2 separate regions of the Homo sapiens genome follow, and region 2 is linked to region 1. The links are chromatin contacts, found by Hi-C or POLR2A ChIA-PET in ENCODE. All regions are on one chromosome and are shown on one strand. Each heading gives the region's core, a stretch centred on a gene start or an enhancer-like site at or near the end of the contact. The rest is flanking DNA. Distances are from core to core; before and after follow the strand shown.

Region 1 (6,943 bases), core at 2,780-5,279:
GAAAAGCACCCCTGTCATTTGCAGCTGCCCTTGGCAGAGAACGTTGGGCAGTGATGCTGACTGGGCTGGAACCTCATGTCCTGGTGCAGGTTCCCTGTAAGACACCATTAAGTTTCGTGCTTTTACTCAGCTCATTGGAGAAGGCTGTGAGGCAGAGAAGCCAAATAAGTGAATTTAATGGTGCTCAGAAAATACCAGTTCTACAGACACTTCATGACAACCGTCACAGATCAGCCTTAGAGAGTCGTGCATGGGAAGATGTCTTAATATTGCTGACAGGGTTGTCGCTTGGCATATGCCCTTGTCCTTGAATGAAGCATGAACTGTGCCTTGTATAGGAGGCGGGCCTCCAGGCTGACACTTGGGTTTGCTGGCCTTCTGGAGACCGGGCCCTTATGGTGCTGGCCTGGGCCGAGGGAGCCTGTTGCACACACAGCTTTTCCAGAAGACCTTGTTCTTCCCACCTCTTCTCAATCCTCGCCAAAGACCTAGCTCCAGGCTGACCCAATGTGAGCCTCTCCCCAGCCTGCAGTCCCTCACCCGCGGGCTTTCTGGCTTCTCACCTTGTTCTGCTCACCGGCCCCTCTAGGAAATTTGTTAGGACTCGGCCACATGCATGGCTACTTGGAAGAGGCAGAAGAGAGAGCTCCGCTGGAGGGAGAAACGAGGCAGAGTGTGAGAGCAAAGGAGGGGAAGTAGAATGGCCCAAGCAGTCCTACATGGTCTAAATTGGTGGGTGAAAGGAATGAGAAGGACCTGGGGACCTGCCTGAGTCCCAGGAGGCCACCATGGCCTTCACAGAGGCAGCCCATCAGGTCTGGGGCTGGAGACCCCGGGCTGCCACTCCTGCAGCACCCCCTGCTTCCCTCGCCATGGACACCCATTCTCAAAGCTTGCCTCCTGCTTTAGCCTGGCTTGACGTCCTGGGCCAGCTGCCTCCATTTCTCTGTCGGCTCCTGCCCTCCATGTAGGAGGCTGGGACACTCCCTCCTGGCTTCCTAGTGACTGTCGTCTGCCTTTCTACCCAAAGTTGTGGCTTCTGCACCTGGCCTCACACTTCACTGCCTGATATGCTGCCCTGGACAACCTACCTGGGCTTTCCTACAGCAGCCTGGTAGCAGATCCCTGAGAGTGGGGGCTCTTCCCCACCTGAGTCTAAAAGTATATGGGGGAAAACACAGTGACTCCTAGCCCACATCTGCCAGTAGTCTTCCTCTGCCAGCACTGAGCTGGAGACGCCTTACCTGCGTTACCCTGTTAGTCCTCACAGCAGAATTGAGCACCATTATTACTATTATTATTTTGAGATGGAGTCTTGCTCTGTCGCCCAGGCTGTAGTGCAGTGGTGCCATCTTGGCTCACTGCAACCTCCGCTTCACAGGTTCAAGCAATTCTTCTGCCTCAGCCTCCTGAGTAGCTGGGATTACAGATGTGCACCACCACGCCTGGCTAATTTTCGTATCTGTAATAGAGATGGGGTTTTGCCATGTTAGCCGGGCTGGTCTCAAACTCCTGACCTCGGGTGATCCACCCACCTTCACCTTCCAAAGTGCTGAGATTACAGGCATGAGCCACCACGCCCAGCCCAGAGTTGAGCGCTGTTATTATCATCTGTTTTCAACCTCTCAACAAGGTTAGTATAATTTACGTAAGTTTGCAAATTTATGCCACTTTCAAAAAGAATAGTTTGCTCTTCTACAACTAGCTTGTTGCAGAGTTAGATTCTGCAGTAACACCCGTGGTTCCCATTGCACACCCCACTGGCTCCTGCATAGCAGCGTTCCCCCAACTGTAGGATACATGACTCCCAGGGGGTTCCAGGAAGATGCAGATTCTGATTCTGATGTTGGGAGTGAGGCCTGGGCATCTGCCTCTCTCACAAGCTCCCAGTGATGCCCCTGCTGTTGGTCTGTGGCCCACGCTTTGGGTAGCGAGAGCTTAGATCCTCGGCCGTGGTTCTAGCTTCCCAATGCTTTGGATCACAGGAGGCCAGAGACACTGGCCCAACTGATGTCAGAATGATGGGAAGTCGAAATAGCAGCATCTACTTGAAACCCTTGCTTAGAAAGTACAGAGATTAAAGATGTGTAGGGAGAACCTGGTTAAGGAGCTCACTGTCTGATTCTGGCTCTGAGCAAACCAGAGCTTGCCCCCAGCCACCCCCTCATTTGGCAGTCCTGGGCCCCCAGTTGCCCGGCACTGGCCAAAGGCCCATGTACCATAGTGGTGACCTTTCAGAACTAGCTACTTGGGAGATTCAGGTTCTCTCTTTGATGTATTCCTCCCACATTCCAAAGGGAAAGGTATTCTCCGAAGATGGCCTTTGATGATACAAATGGTGGTGATGACTGTAAGCTACCTGGAACACTGATGCCTGTTAAAAGGAGGTCATCCACAAGTAGAAAATGAAAAAATGCATATGGAGACCTTGGCAACCTCAAAGGCAGGCTGTCGCGGTGCAAGACTTTTAGAAAGCCCTGTAGGAAGCTGGAATGCCACAGAGCTCACAGAACTAGACCCAAGTAAATAATACATGCCTTTAGGATGGGATCTATCAAGTGACTTTGTGAAGTGTGGTTTTCATAGTCATGTGGACATGGCAAGAAACAAAGGTTGAGCTGCTAACCCCTCCAGTGTGAAAAACACTGAAAAGAAAATATAACTTTTGGATCAATAGCGATCCTATCCTTTCTCTGAATGTTGGCAGGACATTTAAATAATGTGTGCACAGAAGACAGCGTTCTGATGTCCTTAAACTTGTGTTTCATCCACATAGGCTGTCCACAGAGTGTGTCCTCTTGTTACGCTGTTACTGCTTTAGAGACTTCCATGGCACCATCCCACCGAGGTGGAAGAGGTTCCGTTTTGAAGCACTGTCATCCTCAGATAATGTTTGCTTTCATGAAAAATGATGTGTTTATCTCTGTAGTCGGAAGCTTTCTCTTTTGAAATATCTCAGATAATTTGAGGTGACTAGGTGGTATTTCAGGGTGAGTTTCATCCTCAAATATGTGTCCTTAGAGGCCAAGTTAAAGGAAAAAAAACACTGCCCGATCATAAAATTCACATTTGAGTCAAAAGAATTAAATTTGCCCCCTACCTGTGCTTCCAGCCATGTGTCTCCAGACTCCTTGATGGATGATTTGTGGAGTCACCGACCTGCTGCTGTAAAAACCATAAACCTCAATAAAGTGATGTGGAAATGTAGTGTACAGCTGCAGACTTTTAAAAGTAAGAAGAGGAAGGAACACATGTTCGTCTTCCTCCCCCAGAAGAAAAACAACATTGGATTCTAAAAGATGGCCTCCTCCTTTTTGCTCCCACTGAATGCCACAGCTGTTAATGGACAGTCTTAGAGGAGATGATGGGGTCATCAGTCTGTTTCTGGAGCATTCCGAGGCTTTAGATAGGGAGCAGCATGATTCTAGCAGTGCTGCGTGTTCTTGGGCAGCGTGTCCTTCTAGTAGGAGTCCAAAAACATCCTGGCCAAAATGAAATGATTTCCAGCAATATCTGCAGTGAAAGCAAATTGACCCAAGGATAATCTGTCTCCCAGCAGAGAGAGGCGGCAGGGTGGGGTCCGCTGGCTCAGCGAGGCACCCTGGACTCTCTGCCCACTGAGTGAGTGCTCTCGTGCCCTGGCACGATAAAACATGGGTTCTTTGTTACAGCTTGGTGACGTGTGTGACATGCAGGGACCCTGCCAGGGCCCAGGGTGGACCCCCAGAGTGAGAGCTGTGGCTCCTGCTGCCTGGAAGCCTGCCCTCGAGCCAGGAGGAAGGGGATGGGGGCATGAGAACCATAGCATTTGGTGAGCAGCCCCCGCAGATGTCCCAGGGTCATGGTGGTGTGGGCTGGGGGTGGGGTGGGGGGTGGTCCTGGGCAGCGAAACTTCATTTGGAAGGACTATATTCTAAACACTTCCAAACCAAAAGTCTGGATTTAGAGTAAAGTTAAGCTGCCTCTTAACACAGTGGTTCTCCTTCGTTTCATCTGCTGACCACACTGTGCCACCTGCAGGCTGGTCCGCTTGCTGGCTGTTCCTGCACTCTACAAAACTAGAAGTTGCTATTCCTTAACCCTGGGGCCTGCCTTGGGCTCAGGACCAGCCCAGTCCTGGAGGCAGCCAAGGGTCCACAAAGGTCACATGGGCACTGGGTGGCACCAGTTCCAACTCAAGATTAAGTCACATGCTTGATGTTCCTTTAATACAAAGTCTGTTAAGTACGGAGACAGATGTGTGACTGTCCTACTTGTGGAATCAGTCTTACGGCTTAATAATCACACTTTGGCCGTGCGCACTGTGTGATTATAGAATCACATCTATAATCTCAGCACTTTGGGAGGCAAATGCAGGAGGACTGCTTGACCCCAGGAGTTTGAGACCAGCCTGGGCAACATAGTGAGACCCCATATCTAAAAAAAAAAAAAAAAATAGGTAGCCTCCCAGCTACTCAGGAGGCCAAGGCAAGAGGATCACTTTAGGCCAGGAGTTCAAGGCTCCAGTGAGATATGACCGCACCACTGCACGCTAGCTTAGGTGACAGAGCAAGACTCCATCTTTTTTTTTTTTTTTTTTTTAAAGAAATCACACTTTGTGATAACAATGTCATGGGGAGAGGTTGTCTGGCTCTGGTCTGAGGTAGGAGGAAGGCACAATTCCTGGTGCTCAGAGATCTGCTCTTTGGGCTGGAACCCTGATGGGCCTCCTTTAGTAGGAAATGGAGATGGAGAGAAAGCGCTGCATCTTTCTCCTTAGAGAACTCTGGGGTTGTGCTGGCCTCAGAGACAGTGGAGGGGGTGAGGGTCCTCTGAGGGCGGGAGCGGCCATATGCAGGAGGCTGCGCTGAGGATGCAGGGTGGCTGGTGGCCCTGCTGGGGGGCGGCCTGGCCCTCTGGAGACAGAGCTTCCCATGCCAGTGGCTGTTTGTGCTGTGTGGAGTGTGATTTTCACACTGACCCCCCACCACCCCCAATGTAGGCAGAGTGTGGTCCCCTGCCTGGTGGTCATGTTACTTTGGAGGATAAAGAGTAGGAACCCTGGTCCATGCAGGGTGATGGGCAGTGAGAGATGGGAGCAGGGCTGGGGACAGCCGATGCAGCCTCAGAGCTGCAGAGGCAGCTGCCGGGCTGTTAAAGTCACCCGGAGGGATGCACCCCGCCGTGCATGCGGTGGACGGCTCCTGCAATTGCCTTCAGAGGGTAAGAGCGATTGGGAGGGGCAGCGAAGCAGCCGACTTCTGGAGTATGTATTATTCCTCCCTCTGAGAAATACGTGACTATACATTCAAGATTGCGGCTGAAACTTCGGTGGTAGTATTCGGCCTGGATGACCTGTGGCATTAAACTGATGCTTATAAAGTAGATGTGCTAGTTACTAGGATTTGGTGATCTGAGTTTATTTCCAAACAGGTCAGGCCCAGATACAAGCGACCGCGTAGTTGGGAGAAGAGCAATGCTGGAACAGTGGGTCCCTGTCTTCCACATTTTCCTAAAGTGGGAGGGAGGCGGAGGAGTGGGATAGCTTTTGATTGAGGGCATTGACATTTGTCTAAGGAATTAAACAACTGGGCAGCTAGATGACCTCAGTAACCAGTCTCGTCTCAGCCCCAGCCTTTTGATGCTCATCATCTTGTCTGGTTTTATAAACAGGGAGATGAATCCACCTTCATCGGACTTGGCAGGACAGAGGCATGTTCATCTGTGTAATCAGGTTTAATAGCAGTGGCGCTTGTGAAATAGTTTGCAGTCCTGGTGCCCAGGGTGGAAGCCTTCTTTGCTCCTTTGTGTTCCTGGGGTGTGATGGCATGCCTGGCCCTGCGCCTTCCGTCCTCCAGGCTCCCAAGCTGAGGGTCAGGGGCCCTGTCCTGGGCAGGGGCCGTGGAAGGAGCCCTTGGTCAGGAGCTTGGAGTAGCAATGTCGGGTTTTCTGAATGAGAAGCAAAACAACACTCGGGAAATGAGCCTCGTTTGGCTGGAAATAGTGTGCCAGTGTTTTCTTGCTTCGGGTTAGATACCAGTTAATTTACCCATTGTTTTTCATTAACTAATACATCAAATTTCTGAGCACCTACTGTGTGTCAGGGCTAAGGGATAAGCCAGCGACCAATAGACAAGGTCCCTGCCCCTCACAGCAACCATCTAGTGATGGGCTCAAGTCACAGGGCTTCTGTCTGAATAAACTTGTGTATCTCCACAAAGAGATGTTTTTGTTGCTGCAATGGATTTTTCATCTTGAAACCCCAGTCACTTTGATGTATTTCTGGTCCCCAACTACTGTCAAACATTTACTTTTTAACTCCTCATGACCACTTTGAAGAACCAGAAAGGGAAGATAAAGAAAATAACATTGCAATGAGCAGATCTTTGGACTAGAGCATTTTAAGGAGAAAGGGCTTAATTTTGAAGAAAGTCAAAATAGAATTAAGCATTTACACTTAGCTTATGATCCCAATTTTTTTCATATTCTTTGCATTAACCGTAACATTTTTCAGTGTGCCTGGCAAGAATTTGGTTTAAACATGTGGATTTGATTTAAATATAAATTGTACTTACAAACGGTACTCCAGTTGCCCATTACCATGGATGTTTTGGAAGTGATTATGTACTGAATCTTACCATGAAGCAGTAGTCCATGTATCTGAATTACATTTAGGCCTTTTAAAACATATCACATTATGTATATAGTTAGAAGGAGGGATGAGATGGGTATTTTTGAATTGAGTTTAATGGCTTACTTCAATAGGTGAATAAGGTTCTGCTCTGGGAATTAAAGGGACTTTTAAGTTTCTCTCTTGACTCTGATGTGCCTTTCACTGAACAGTAAAGGACCGGGGAGACTTGCCCAGCTCTCCTACTTGACAAAAGGTGAAATAGAATGATGCCATGAAATGCATCAATGTAAAATGCAGTTTTAAGATTGCATTTTAACTTGAGAGGGTCGT
Region 2 (6,943 bases), core at 2,130-4,629, 99 kb after region 1:
TTTGCCCCACAGGGTGTTCGAACCTAAGTTGATCTAGCTTTTAAAAATTGGGGCTGGGTGCGGTGGCTCACGCCTATAATCTCAGCACTTTGGGAGGCCGAGGTGGGCAGATCACTTGAGGTCAGGAGTTTGAGACCAGCCCAGCCAACATGGTGAAACCTTGTCTCTACTCAAAAATACAAAAGTTAGCCAGGTGTGGTGGCACGTGCCTGTAATCCCAGCTACTTGGGAGGCTGAAGCAAGAGAATCTGGAGGCAGAGGTTGCAGTGAGCTGAGATCACGCCATTGCACTCCAGCCTGGCCGACAGAGGGAGACGCCATCTCAAAAATAAAAAAATAAAAAATAAAAATTGTGAGATTTCACATGAAAATTGGAGTTTCCATCTTCTCTTGAAAAAGCAGCCTATGGGGCCACACCCTGAGGCTGGGGCTGTGAGGTGGCTGCCATGGAGTGGGCCTGTGCTGCCCGGGCTGTCACCTGTCTCTCGCTGGGGACCCTTCAGTGCCGGGCAGCAGCATTGCCATCTGTGGGTTTGCACGTGGGGGTTGTTTTTCAGAGAAAATTTTCTTCTGCACTCAGGCTTCTATTGCAAGGCTGAAGACCAAGATAGACTGAGAGGGCCACTGGTTCCCAGAAAAATGGGTGAGAAGGTCCTTGTGGAAGTAAATACTGTTCCTGCCTGGTTAGGAGTTGAGACACGTGTCTGGGTCAACAGTGCTGTGCGTGTCCTGTGCCCAGCCTGACATGGTCACTCGTGGCCACTGCTGTCCAGTCATCTCCCCAGGCAAGGCCCTCCTCTGTGACTAAAGCTTATAGCCAGAGGGACAGAGGTGGCCATGGGCTCCCCGCTCTCTGAGGCTCGGCCCTGCACCAGCAGCCTCTCTGCTGGCCTTGGGAGCAGCGGTGGCCAGAGGGCAGACGGTCCTGGGCAGGTGTCTGACAGCCAGGAGCCCGCTGTGCTGGGGCTCAGAACTCACAGTGAGGGGACCTCTGGGTGTGCCATATGTGACGAGTGCCTTTCTCTACCTGGGCAGTGTCCCTCTACCCTCCCCTGCAGATAGAGGCTCTGAGGTGGGCCCCAGGCTCAGGGGTGTTTGAGAAACCCACAGGCAGTGTCCTGGGATCCCTCGGAGGGCACAGGGAGCAGGGGTTTCAGCGCCACACTGTTCATTCCCACTGCGGCTGGAGCGCTGGCTCGCTGTGCCCTGCTGCTCTCACTCCTGCCCACCTCATACGTTTAGAAAAGCATGTGGAAAACGATGGAAAGGAATGATTTTCAGTAAGGCTTGAAGGAGTGGACTAAAGGGCTTACTGATGCAGTTGTACTCGGTCTGCCTCTGACACTCCAGACTAAAGAAAAGAGCCACAGGCTTCCTCTGGCATCATTGTGGGGATGAACCGCAGGGGACCGTTTCCCTGCAGGCAAGGCAGACCCTGCTGCACCACAGACCAGATGTGTGTGTTTGTCGGTTGTCCAGTGACAGCTCTCCGTTACTGCATTTCACGGAAACTGCATTTCCAAGAGCTTAGGGTCCGGCGGGTTGGCCGCAGCATGTCTGTCTGAGTGAGCAAGGACTTCCAATTATCAGGCTGCCCAGGTGGTCATTTGAAAGGTTTTGCCCTTTGCTATGTCTAATTGAAGCATTAGAGGATAGACAATTTCACATCACCTCAAAATGAGAACATCTCCCTTCAATTAAGGGAAACAGGAGGCCAAGCGGCCCGGCAGAAACTGCATAAGGATGCTGGACCCCAGCTGCACGCAGATTCCCACCTGAACCACAGTGGGCAGAGCTTTGGAAGAGTCAATGCTTATCTTTAAAGTGACAGTGTCTCAAATAGTCCTTCTACTGATGTTGGCACTGCTCAGAATGTTTGGGAATTACCTTCAGGTTTTGGGGTTATTTTTAAGTGACAAGATCTCACTTTGTTGCGCAGGCTGGAGTATAGTGGCATGATCATAACTCACTGCAGCCTCGAACATTTAGGCTCAACTGATCCCCCTGCCTCAGCCTCCTGCGTAGCTGTGACTATAGGCACGCGCAACCATGCCTGGCTAATTTTTAAATTTTTTGTAGAGACAAGATCTCACTGTGTTGCCCAGGCTGGTCTTGAACTCCTTGCCTCAAACGATCTTCCCACTTCAGCCTCCCAAAGTGCTAGGATTACAGGCCTGAGCCACTGCACCTGACTGGGTTGTTTTTATTTGTTTGTTTGTTTTTTTAATCAAGGGAAATTTTTTAAAAGCTTCTCCACAATGGCAAATCTTCCTTTGCAAAGAGCAAATAGTTTTGCTCTTGGGGATAGATTTGATTTTTGGTACCAGCCAAAATCCATTTAGAGTTAAGTCTTGTTCATTATATGGGTGATCAAACCAAATGATACAATTTTGGTGCAAAGGCAAGCACGACTCAATTAGTGAGACTGACGTCCGAGTTACAAACTGATCTGTAGAGAAAGGTCAGGAAGGACCCACAGCAAACTGACAGCTGTGCCTGGGAAGGAAGTAAGGACAAAGGAACACTGATCTGTGCAGTAAAACTTTTATGGTAAGAATGTATTCATGTATTACCTTTGCAATTACAAAACATCCTCTGATCATGTAAACTGATGCTAAAGGCAGTAATGTTCTGGGCATCTATAGACTCCCAGAGTAATTCATTTGAACATGGTTTCTATGGTGGCTAAAATAATAATTTTAAATAAAATGTATGAACATTTTTATCAACAAATTTATAGTAATCTTTTAAATATATAAGGTATTAGCATTAATAATCTAATAGTAAAATCTGTTGGTTTATTTTTTGCTTAGTCCTTGAAAGTTGGTGTGGTTTGTTCTGAAAAAAAAAAAGAGAAGAAGATTAAAAATTATCTTAATGATCATAACTCTGGGTGGCCCCTGTTGGGGAGGCTCACCAGGCTGGGGTCTGGCTCTTGGCAAAGCCCCAGCAGCTCTGTGACCTTGGGTGAAGGTCACAGAAAATCCCCTCTGAGCTCTGACTTCTTCTCACATGTGAGACGAGGCAACTGGTGCTGAAATCAGGATGATGCCTGCCTGGATCTTGTGTGGTTCCACATTTTCCTGCTGCCTGGAACTTTCTCATTCCCAGGCTGATTCCTCTTGAAGTCCGATTGCTCACTAACCCCAGCACCAAGCTGGGAGAGGCACCTCATATTGCTTTTCCCCGCTAGCCCATTGCATTGTCCCAGAAATAGAAAGGATTCCCTTCCTTTTCTTCCAGCAGACCTTCCTAGATGATTTGTCTTTTCTCTTAAGGGACGTGCCCTAGATTGAGCAGAGTTGGGGGATCTTGAATCTGAGAAGTCTGATGATGGATTCCCCAGGAGGAAGAAAGGGGGAGGTGCAGTCTCTGACAGCCAGGGGTACTGGCCTCACATCCAGGCTGTGACTGCCATCTAGAGTGGAAAGGACGGTAGTGATAAAATATCAGGATGGTGGAGAGGCTGCATGAAAAAAGGGAGAAAACAGGGAAAATTGATTTTATCAGAAGGCAAAGGTGTTGCTGAATATCCAAAGATCAATTTCACCTCTTCTTTGAAATTCTCACTGTGGAACAGGGGAAAAATAGATTTCCAACTATTTGAGGCCATAAAATACATTCATTCACTGGGAGGTTAGCCCTTGGGTAGAATCAGAATACCCAGCAGTAGTCTTGCTTTACCGCAGACTGACCGAGGTGCCTAGAGAGGAATATGCCCTCTGTCCTCAGTTTCCCCCCATCTAAAATGAGGGATAACTGGCTTCATTCGGAGGCCTTCAATCTGTATCTTGCCATGAAGAACAGTAAGAAATACATTTTATATCACAACACAAAAGCCTCCTATAATGCAATTAAGGCAGAGGTTTTACAAAACAATACTTACAGTGTGCTCAGATCATTTCTGTTCTGTTTCAGTTTTTGGAATGCTGGCTGTGACCCACTTAAATGGATTTTCCAGCTCTCTAAGAGGCTGCAAAGCACATGGTGGAAAACACTGTGTTCAGTGCTCTCCCTGGTTGTTTCCAGTCCCCACATCTGATCATTCCTGGGGTCCTCTGTGTGTGTGTGGAAAGGAGAGTGTAGCTGAGAGCATAAGCCCAGCAGGGTTCGGGCGTGGTGTGGCCTTGCACACGTGGACGCATGGCAGCAGGCGACAGCCCATGGTGCAGCACAAGGGAACCCTCAGTAAGTCATGGCTGCAGACGACTGTCCTTTAATAATATGAGATGTACTGGTTGGAAGAAAAATGATCCAATAAATACAGAAATGAAAAGGATTATAAAATAGTGCTACGAACAATTGTATGCAAACCAATTGGATAACCTAGATGAAATGAAAAGATATTAGAAACAGCCTACCAAGACTGAATCATGAAGAAATAGAAAATCTTAATAGATCTATAGCTAGTAAGGAGATTGAACCAATGGTCTAAAATCTCCAACCTGGACCACATGGCTTCAGTGGTGAATTCTACCAAACATTTAAAGAATTGACATCAATCCTTCTTAAACTTCTAGAAATTTCAAGAGGTGGGAACACTTCCTAACTCATTATGAGATGAGGCCAGCATTCCTGATACCAAAGCCAGACAAAGACACAGCAGAAAAAGATAACCATAGACTAATATTTCTTATAAATATTGATGCAAAAGTCCTCAACAAAATACTAGCAAACTAAATTCAGCAGTATATTAAAAGGGTTATACTGGCTGCGCACAGTGACTCACACCTGTAATCCCAGCACTTTGGGAGGCTAAGGGAGGCAGATTACTTGAGGTCAGGAGTTCGAGACCAGCCTGGCCAACATGGTGAAACCTGTCACTACTAAAAATACGAAAATTAACCAGGCATGGGGGCACGCACCTGCAATCCCAACTACTCGGGAGGCTGAGGCAGGAGAATCACTTGACCCCGGGAGGCGGAGGTTGCAGTGACCTGAGATCGTGCCACTGTACTCCAGCCTGGAAGACAGAGCGAGACTCTGTCTCAAAAATAATAATAATACTAAATAAAAATTAAATTTAAAAAAGTAAAAGGATTATACATCATCAACAAGTGGGGGATTTATTCCCAGAAGGCAAGGATGGTTCCATACATGAAATTCAGTCAGTGTCATACACTACATTAACAGAATGAAGTTGGGGGTCCCAAACTTCATTCAGCAGGTCCCAAGTTCTTGTCCCACAATCATCTCAGTTGATGCAGAAATAGTATTGTCACAGGATCCTTAGGGTGTCACTTCGCCAGTCAGAAACCTTTGTGGCTGGTGGTGCCTTCTGCCTGAGTATTGCTCATGCCCACTGGGCTCATCCTGCCCACTTCCCCTGGCAGGCTGCGCTCAGCTCACGTTACTGGCCCAGATCCCACACCTGCCAAGGGCAAGCCAGGCACAGAATGGTGAGGGGTGTGTGAGCAAGTGAGTGCAAGGTCCAGCCACTGTGCACAGCCAGGTGCGCTGGTTGCTGCAGCAGGGCAGGCAGCTCCAGGTACTGGCACAGGTGCTTGCTCTGTGCAAGGCTGCAGCTGGACCAGATACACTGCATGCAGCATCCACTGCAGGCACTTGCGTCTGGATGAGGGGAATGTGATGGTACCCGGAAGCTTGGAGACACCAGGAACTGCAGAGTCCCAAAGATGGTGTCACAGCCCTGGCCAGGAGAACCCTAGGTCTGGGCTGCCCTAAGGGTCACAGCTCTTCTTTCCTTCTTGTCCCCCACAGTGTGGTGAGTGGAGGGGCATGTTTCAGCCCTGTTTATGTTACAGCTCTTTTAGTCCCACCATTCGGCCAGTCACAAGTTCTTGTCCCACATCCAAGAAGAATGAGGTACATGGACAACTGGTGGGTGAGAAGTTGGAGAGAAGCTTCATTGAGCAACAGAACAGCTCTCAGGAGACCCAGACTGGATAGCTCCTTTCTGTAGGCAGGTCATCCTGATGTCTGTCTGTCCAGCTCAGATCAGAGAGGAGACCCACAGTGGGTAGCTCCTTTCCCCAGACAGGTCATCCCAATGTCTGTCTGTCAATGGGTAGCTCCTTTCTGTAGGCAGGTCATCCTGACGTCTGTCCAGCTCAGAGCAGAGAGGAGACCCATAGAGGGTAGCTCCTTTCCCCAGACAGGTCATCCCAATGTCTGTCTGTCAATGGGTAGCTCCTTTCCTCAGGCAGGTCATGCCAATAAGTGTCTAGCCGTCAGTGGAGAGGAGACCTGCAGTGAGTAGCTCCTATCCACAGGCAGGTTGATCCGATGTCTGTTCAAGTCAAACTGAATCCAGGATTTTTAATGAGCTCAAAAGGGAGGAAGTGCATGCTGATTGGTCCATGGACGGCCACAGGCAGGCCCAGAAAAAGCATCCTAAGTTCTTACTCTGGTCTGTGGACTCCACTCAGAACTGACAGCTTGGCCCCCATGCTTTAGGCCATTCCTGGCTTGAAGGTGGGGCTTCAGCAGGGACCTGCCCCTTTTTGCCCAGGAGCCTGTCTGCCTCCTGCTGCCATCAGTCATGTACACGGTGCCCAGGCTGTTGGTGTCAAGGGGCACCTGCAGGCCCACACCAACCCACCCTCAGCCCACCCCTGCCTCAGCCTCCCACTGATGCTCGTCAGCACCCAAAGTCCGGAGGGGGCTGAGGTGGCAGGGGGCTGGCATATCAGCGCTGCCCCAAATTGTGACACACCTGGCCAAATTGTGACACACCTGGCCAAATTGTGACAGTGCCCAGGCTCAGCCTCAGCTTTGCTCCAAAATTGGAGCAGGCAGCAGGAGCGGGGAGAAGCCAGGTAGCAGGAGCAGGCACTTCTGAGCCTGCAGGGGCAGGGGACTTCGCTAGGACCCTGAGAGCACAGGGATGCCCTGGGTCCGCAGCTGCAGCTTTGTGACTGCAGCTGCACCCAGGAGGGCAGGGCTCCTGCCCTACCAACTCAGAAGAGGGCAGGGCTCCCAC

What was found. A loop is a pair of places that touch in the nucleus more often than their neighbours do. ChIA-PET counts read pairs that join two places held with the same protein, here RNA polymerase II (POLR2A). Pooled maps may share reads with other maps.
Region 2: a loop to region 1 is called in a map of Caco-2, with 13 times the contacts of the local background. The contact joins two enhancer-like sites. A Hi-C loop is called at or near these places in 3 of 168 maps with a recorded cell type or tissue (Caco-2, endothelial cell of umbilical vein and transverse colon) and 10 of 50 pooled maps. POLR2A ChIA-PET finds 5 or more read pairs at or near these places in 2 of 52 experiments (OCI-LY7 and activated CD8-positive, alpha-beta memory T cell).

What each region holds. Positions count from the first base shown.
Region 1 is chr18:13,527,027-13,533,969 of GRCh38, forward strand. All of the region lies in intron 4 of LDLRAD4 (low density lipoprotein receptor class A domain containing 4), which reads left to right. Among named protein-coding and RNA genes, the nearest start is that of LDLRAD4-AS3, 59 kb to the left of the region's middle. Within about 2 kb of position 4,030, at least 7 of the 41 ENCODE cell types and tissues checked have a DNase peak (open chromatin) inside an H3K27ac peak, as active enhancers do.
Region 2 is chr18:13,626,937-13,633,879 of GRCh38, forward strand. All of the region lies in intron 5 of LDLRAD4 (low density lipoprotein receptor class A domain containing 4), which reads left to right. Among named protein-coding and RNA genes, the nearest start is that of MIR4526, 19 kb to the left of the region's middle. Within about 2 kb of position 3,380, at least 5 of the 41 ENCODE cell types and tissues checked have a DNase peak (open chromatin) inside an H3K27ac peak, as active enhancers do.